2 separate regions of the Homo sapiens genome follow, and region 1 is linked to region 2. The links are chromatin contacts, found by Hi-C or POLR2A ChIA-PET in ENCODE. All regions are on one chromosome and are shown on one strand. The core of a region is the stretch at or near the end of the contact, and the rest is flanking DNA. Distances in the headings are between cores, read along the strand shown. Region 1 overlaps LOC107986121 (a long non-coding RNA gene). Region 2 holds the start of FSTL1 (follistatin like 1).

Region 1 (2,700 bases), core at 153-2,652, 46 kb after region 2:
GACCCCCACGTTTACATAGACAGTATTGGGGTCCTGCAGGGGGTACAAAATAAATTCAAAGCTCAAAACCAAATAGCTGCTGGGTTTGAGTCTATCTTATTCTGGTGGTCCACTATAAACAAAAGTGTAGACTGGATAAATTATATATACTACAGTCAGCAGCAATTTGTCAATTATACCAGAGATGCCATAAAAGGAATAACTGAATAGTTAGGCCCTACCAGCCAGATGGCCTGGGAAAATAGAATAGCCCTTGACATGATGTTGGCCAAAAAAGGTGGAGTCTGTGTCATGATTGGGGTCCAGCACTGTACCTTTATTCCTAATAATACAGCCCCTGATGGGACAATCACAAAAGCCTTACAAGGCCTTATCACCCTACCAAATGAATTAGCCGAAAACTCTGGAATAGACGACCCCTTATGGGCCTGATGGAAAGGTGGTTTGGAAAATGGAGGGGACTCATGACCTCAATCTTTACCTCTCTTCCAATTGTTACAGGTGTACTCATTCTGTGGGCTGCTGTATCATACCTTGTATTCGTGGGTTAACCCAAAGGCTCATAGAAGCAGCTCTCACAAAAACCTTCCCCACCTCTCCCACTACGTACTCAGATAAGCTCTTGCTCCTAGATAATCAAGAACAACAACAAGGCCGAATCCTATTGAAGAAATTTGAAGAGGAAGAACTGTAAAATAGAAGAGGGGAAATTGTTAGGACAACTACATTCCTCTTCAAAGACTTAACTTCCTGCCACCTGTGAATAAACTCTACTCCCTTCCTGCAAATTACGTGTTAACCCTATTTGGAAAGGTTTAAGTCTTAGTCAGGTCAGCTTAGATTGTGTGGTCCAACCTCAGCCAATAGGGGAAGGACACAGAAACAGGAACTGTGTTAGGGTTAAAAACCCCCTTCCCTCCTTTGTTTGGTGTGCTCTTGTGATTGTAACAGGCACAAGCAGCACCCTTCTGCAGAAGTAAAGGTGCCTTGCTGAGAAATTTTCTAAGTGTGGGTTTCTTTTGGCTATGCCGAGCACTTGTTTACAACAGGAATGTTATACTATTTCAGGCATCATTCCTGTTGAGTTTACCCATGGTTAGAAATGTAAGGGAGTCCATGGAATAGAAATGAGAGAAGAATTAAAGTTCTTTGTAAACTCTAAATGCTAATGTTGTTTATTATCATTATTGGTATCTAAAATGCCATAGACCCTCCCTCAGTGCTTCTCTTTCCTATGCATTGAGTCAGGGAATAGGGCTTTGTCACTTGGTGACTTACATGCTTATATTTCCCCAGGAGAAGCCCAACCCCATCCTTCTAGATTCATTAGGTCCTAGTTCTGCTCTTCCTCCCCTTAGTCATATCAACAGCCATACACACTGCCCCAGGCAACTCCTCTAATTTTCCACCTCTGAGTCATCTTGAGTTACAAATGGATGATGGAAGGTCACATAATTTTTGTTTTATTATAAAGAGGAAAAATGAGGGAGCATTTATTCTTGCAGTCACTCTGTGCTCCTCAAATGTTGCTCTGGCTCAGGTATGGGAGAGGAGGGTGTGGTTGGAATCATGCCTCAAGTCCCCCCAAGTTCTCAGGGCAGCCTCTGTTTCTCCTCGGCTCTCCTCTTCCAGCCCTTCTAAAGGCTTCTCTTTCTTTCTCTGACATCCTGTTAGTATGAACTCATGTAAGCTATTTAATGAGCCAGGCAGCGTTATCCAATTTTTATAAATTGAATGATAGCGGTTTATGAGAAAACAGCCATGATTATGAAAAGTGCCAAGAATATTAAGTTCTGCACTGCTGCTTTTGAATTGGCCTTTATTAAAAACTGATTATAATTCTTCTGGGGTCAGTGCTGCTAAAAGTATTAAAAATTGACCTGGAAATTCTGTACTTTCATGATGCCTGTTTTCCCCAGTTATTTGTTTTCAGCCAGATAATTTGATATATCTGAAGATATGTTGCATTTGCCATAGTTCATAAACTTTATTTTCAGTTGCTGCACCCTGGAAACCCAAGATACTCAGAACATTGTTATTTATATTGAGAGAAAAAGATTTTCTTTTAATCAATCAGATTTACTTTAGCAGTAATTAGGTCAGCTGGAACAAATCTGCATTTTCTTAACATTTTTAGTGGTGGTGAAATGAGAACTACTGTGTCCCATAATTATGCATTCAGATATTATACTATCAAAAAACACCAAATTAAGAAAAAACAATGAAATGAAATGGACAAATCCGAGAAAACTCTCTTCTTCCTCTGCCACTCACCTTCCCCCTTTTCTGGCTATTTGAGCATAAGCAGTTTCACTATTGTCCAGGAGAGTTTAAATTTTACTTCTTGTTAGGGTGACTATTATGAACTTCTCCCTAACTGAAGATTTTGTGTTCTGAAGTCATTGTGTTCTTAGGCTGTGGTCCAAAGTGACTTCATTTTCTGGTTGCTGGGATTTAACAGAGACTTAATGTAAGGGCTGCAGCTTTGTGAGCCAAAGATGTCTTTTTTTTCTGACTCATATTAAATAGGACTGAAGCGTGTGTTAAGATGCCCATCAAATTTCTCCAAAATTTCAATTAAGTATTGCAGAACTCTACTTGGCCAACGATGGGGTAATTAAAATGTACATTATGGATCTGATAGATTTAATGAATTGGCATTGTGAAAGAACAGGAACAGCTACTAAAATTCCAAAAATA
Region 2 (2,700 bases), core at 94-2,593:
TTTTAAAAATTGTGAAGACCTTGTATGCATTTATGACTTTTTTGGGCAGAGTCAAGCTGCGATGCTAAGGGTGTGGTTAAACTGTAATATGAAGGAAAAAATTCAAACAGGGAGCATAAACCACCCACCAGGGAGCTATTTCTTTTGTAATGTGCATTCCATTTCTTCTCCCTCATGCTTTTTAATTCCTTCCATATTTCCTGCCATAATTATCAAATGTTTAGTTTCTGACCTCACTTTCCTGGAGACTGGAGCCCGGGGAATTTAGAATTGTTTATTTTCTGTCCATAAACCTTTGAGTTAATGGAGCGGCTTCTGAGCAAAGAGTTTGTTGGTTTGTTTGTAGTGTCTCAGGAAGGTCGTTAGAGTTGAAAAAATTGGTACAAAAAAACAAGCGCTGAAATGCTTTAACTGGAAACTCGAGCCCCCAAAGAGCAGAGCAATGGATCTTCTCTTACACTTGCGCAACGTTACAGGGAACACTTGGGAAAAGGCCGTTACATTGCCCAGATGATAACACAAAACCCGAGGACACTTCACAAAGAAGAAAATACATTTCAGAGAATCATGATCTCACTTTAAAAGAGAGAAAGGAAAATTAATTTTGCCCCAAAAGAAGAATCCCGATTCCTCTGCCCCCGCCCCCAGGAGACAGACTTGGGAGGGAAAAGTCCCCAACTACTCTCAGTCTCCTCTGAAGTGAAGGACGGAACTGAGGCGCCTTTTTGAACTCGCTGCTGCTCCAGTCGCCGCCTCGTCCCCGTCGGCCCAGCCCGTCCCCTCTCCTCCTCCCCGCTCTCCCTCCATGTTAGCCGCGGCGGGGCTCCCGCTTACGGCCCGAACTACTTTTCCTGCTTTAAAGATTTAAGTTTCGTAAGCAGCATTACTGCCCCAGCTCCACCCCAGCACACCCCAAGGACCGAAACTCCCAGCGCCACCCCGGGAGAGCATCCCCAGGACGCGCGCCCACCCGCCCAGCGCGCAGACCCAAGAGGCCCCGGGGACCGAGTTCGGACTCCTCGGCCCCTCGCCTACCTCGGCGCGGACCCAGGCGACCGCCACCAGCGCGAGCGCGAGCGCGAGCCAGCGTTTCCACATCTGCGGAAGAGAGAAGAGAGCGAGTCTGAAGGCGCCGGGCCCCGCGCTGACCTGGGAAACTTGCTCGGGTCCCGCAGGCTCGCTCCGGCCGCCCAAGCACCCCCGGCCGCCCGAAGAGTCCGGCCTCCGCGCCGTGCGCCCTGCGCTCACCGTGGTCTGGTCCAGGTCTCCTGGGGGCGCGGGGCAGGACGGCGGCAGCGAGCTGTAAGCGGAGGTGGGAGCTCCGCCGATCGCCAGCCTCGGAGGAAATGCGACCTCCCCTCGCCGCCCCTTAAGACCTCTCCTTCCCCGCCTGCCTGCCCCCCCAGCTCCTCCCCATTCTCCTCCCCCTTCTGCTGCAGCGGCCCCCGCGGCTCCCGCTCCCCCTCCTTCCGACCCCTGCTCCGGGGAGCCCGCGGGAGTCCTGGCGCCGCCGAACCCCTCTCTCCGCACGGTCCCTCGTCCGGCGCCCCTTCGGCCCCCTGGACGTGGAGCGGAGGCAGAGGGGGTGTCCCGTGGGTCCCTGCCACAAAGGGGTAGGGGGAAGGGAAACCCCACCCCGGGAGGGGCTGCTGGCTGGCGGCGGCCCGGGCGGGCTGCGGCGGTGGCCAGGTGGGCGGTGCCGTGGGGGGCCCGGGAAGGTCCGGGACTGGAACCTGGAGGAAAAGACGTCCCGCGGCCTAGGAAGCGGAGCCGCCCCCCATGGCTGAAGGGGGAGGCCCAGGGAGGCAGAGGAGACCCCGCATCCCGGGGTCACGGCAGCAGGGCAGCGGGGCACCGGGAAGTGGGCGCAGGGCCGGGAAGACCGGCCGGCGTGGGGAAGGCTGCTGTGGGTTCTACAGTGCATTGTCCCGGGTGAGGTGGCGGCCGCCCTGCTCTGCTGGGAAGATCCTGAGTCCAGCGTTTGCCGGCAGCCTCATCCCCTCCTTCCCTCGGGCCGGGGAGCGGTGTCCCCCTCCTCTCTTCCGCCCACTCACTCATCACCTGTGTCCCTCCTCCCATCCCTGTCATCCCAAGTAGCCTCTGTGTTCAGGATTGCCATCTTCACCACCTTCTTCCCAGCCCTTGGCCTTCGAAAGTGTGCTACCTCTTTGACAGGGTTAACTCCCTAAAATGCTCCTAATTAAGGCGCCTTTCCTGCCATAACTAGTAAGGAGAGCAGATCCACTTAGCAACTCAGATTTCACATGCCCAAGACTAAGCCTCACTTCCCCCAGCTTCAGGGCCTGCTTATCTACCTCTTTCAGGGTGGTTGCCTTCAAACCTATCTCCTTTTCTCAGAGCCGGCTTGTACCCATAGCCTGGCAGTTTAGCCGCTGAGATCTCATATGCATCCCCTCGCCTCCGTTCACATGTCCACTTTCCTAGGCCAGACCTTCATCCTCCCTCACTCAGAAATTCTGGAAACCTCCTTTCGTTGTCCTCTGACTCCAGGCTCTCCCCTGTAGTCTCCACTGCAATCCATTGTCATATTCTTTCCCTTATTTTAAACATTGTCTTCCTCGTGTTCATGTTCTTCCTCTACTCAGAAACTTCAGCGTTCTTCTACCCACATCAAATCCAAACTCTGCCTTTCTTATAAGCCCTGCATTACTGGGCCCACCCTGTCCATCTAACTTCTCT

The links. Hi-C counts contacts between places; a loop is a spot of excess contacts on that map. ChIA-PET counts read pairs that join two places held with the same protein, here RNA polymerase II (POLR2A). Pooled maps may share reads with other maps.
Region 1: a map of PC-3 shows a loop between it and region 2 (7-fold over the local background). The contact joins the enhancer-like site here to the promoter of FSTL1 in region 2. A Hi-C loop is called at or near these places in 34 of 168 maps with a recorded cell type or tissue (Calu3, IMR-90, MCF 10A and 20 more), 1 of 37 single-sample maps with no recorded cell type and 21 of 50 pooled maps. POLR2A ChIA-PET finds 5 or more read pairs at or near these places in 12 of 52 experiments (AG04449, AG04450, BJ and 7 more).

The regions. Positions count from the first base shown.
Region 1 is chr3:120,495,115-120,497,814 of GRCh38, forward strand. The region is part of intron 1 of LOC107986121 (a long non-coding RNA gene); the gene reads left to right. Among named protein-coding and RNA genes, the nearest start is that of FSTL1, 45 kb to the left of the region's middle. Within about 2 kb of position 1,403, at least 4 of the 41 ENCODE cell types and tissues checked have a DNase peak (open chromatin) inside an H3K27ac peak, as active enhancers do; they include PC-3, ascending aorta and endothelial cell of umbilical vein, where a contact is called at or near this core.
Region 2 is chr3:120,449,649-120,452,348 of GRCh38, forward strand. It overlaps FSTL1 (follistatin like 1), which reads right to left and starts at 1,344. Exons shown (of 11, transcript NM_007085.5): 1 at 1,249-1,344; 2 at 1,036-1,098. The coding sequence starts at 1,098. LOC124900546 (a long non-coding RNA gene) reads right to left here and starts at 1,006. Exons shown (of 2, transcript XR_007096030.1): 1 at 1-1,006.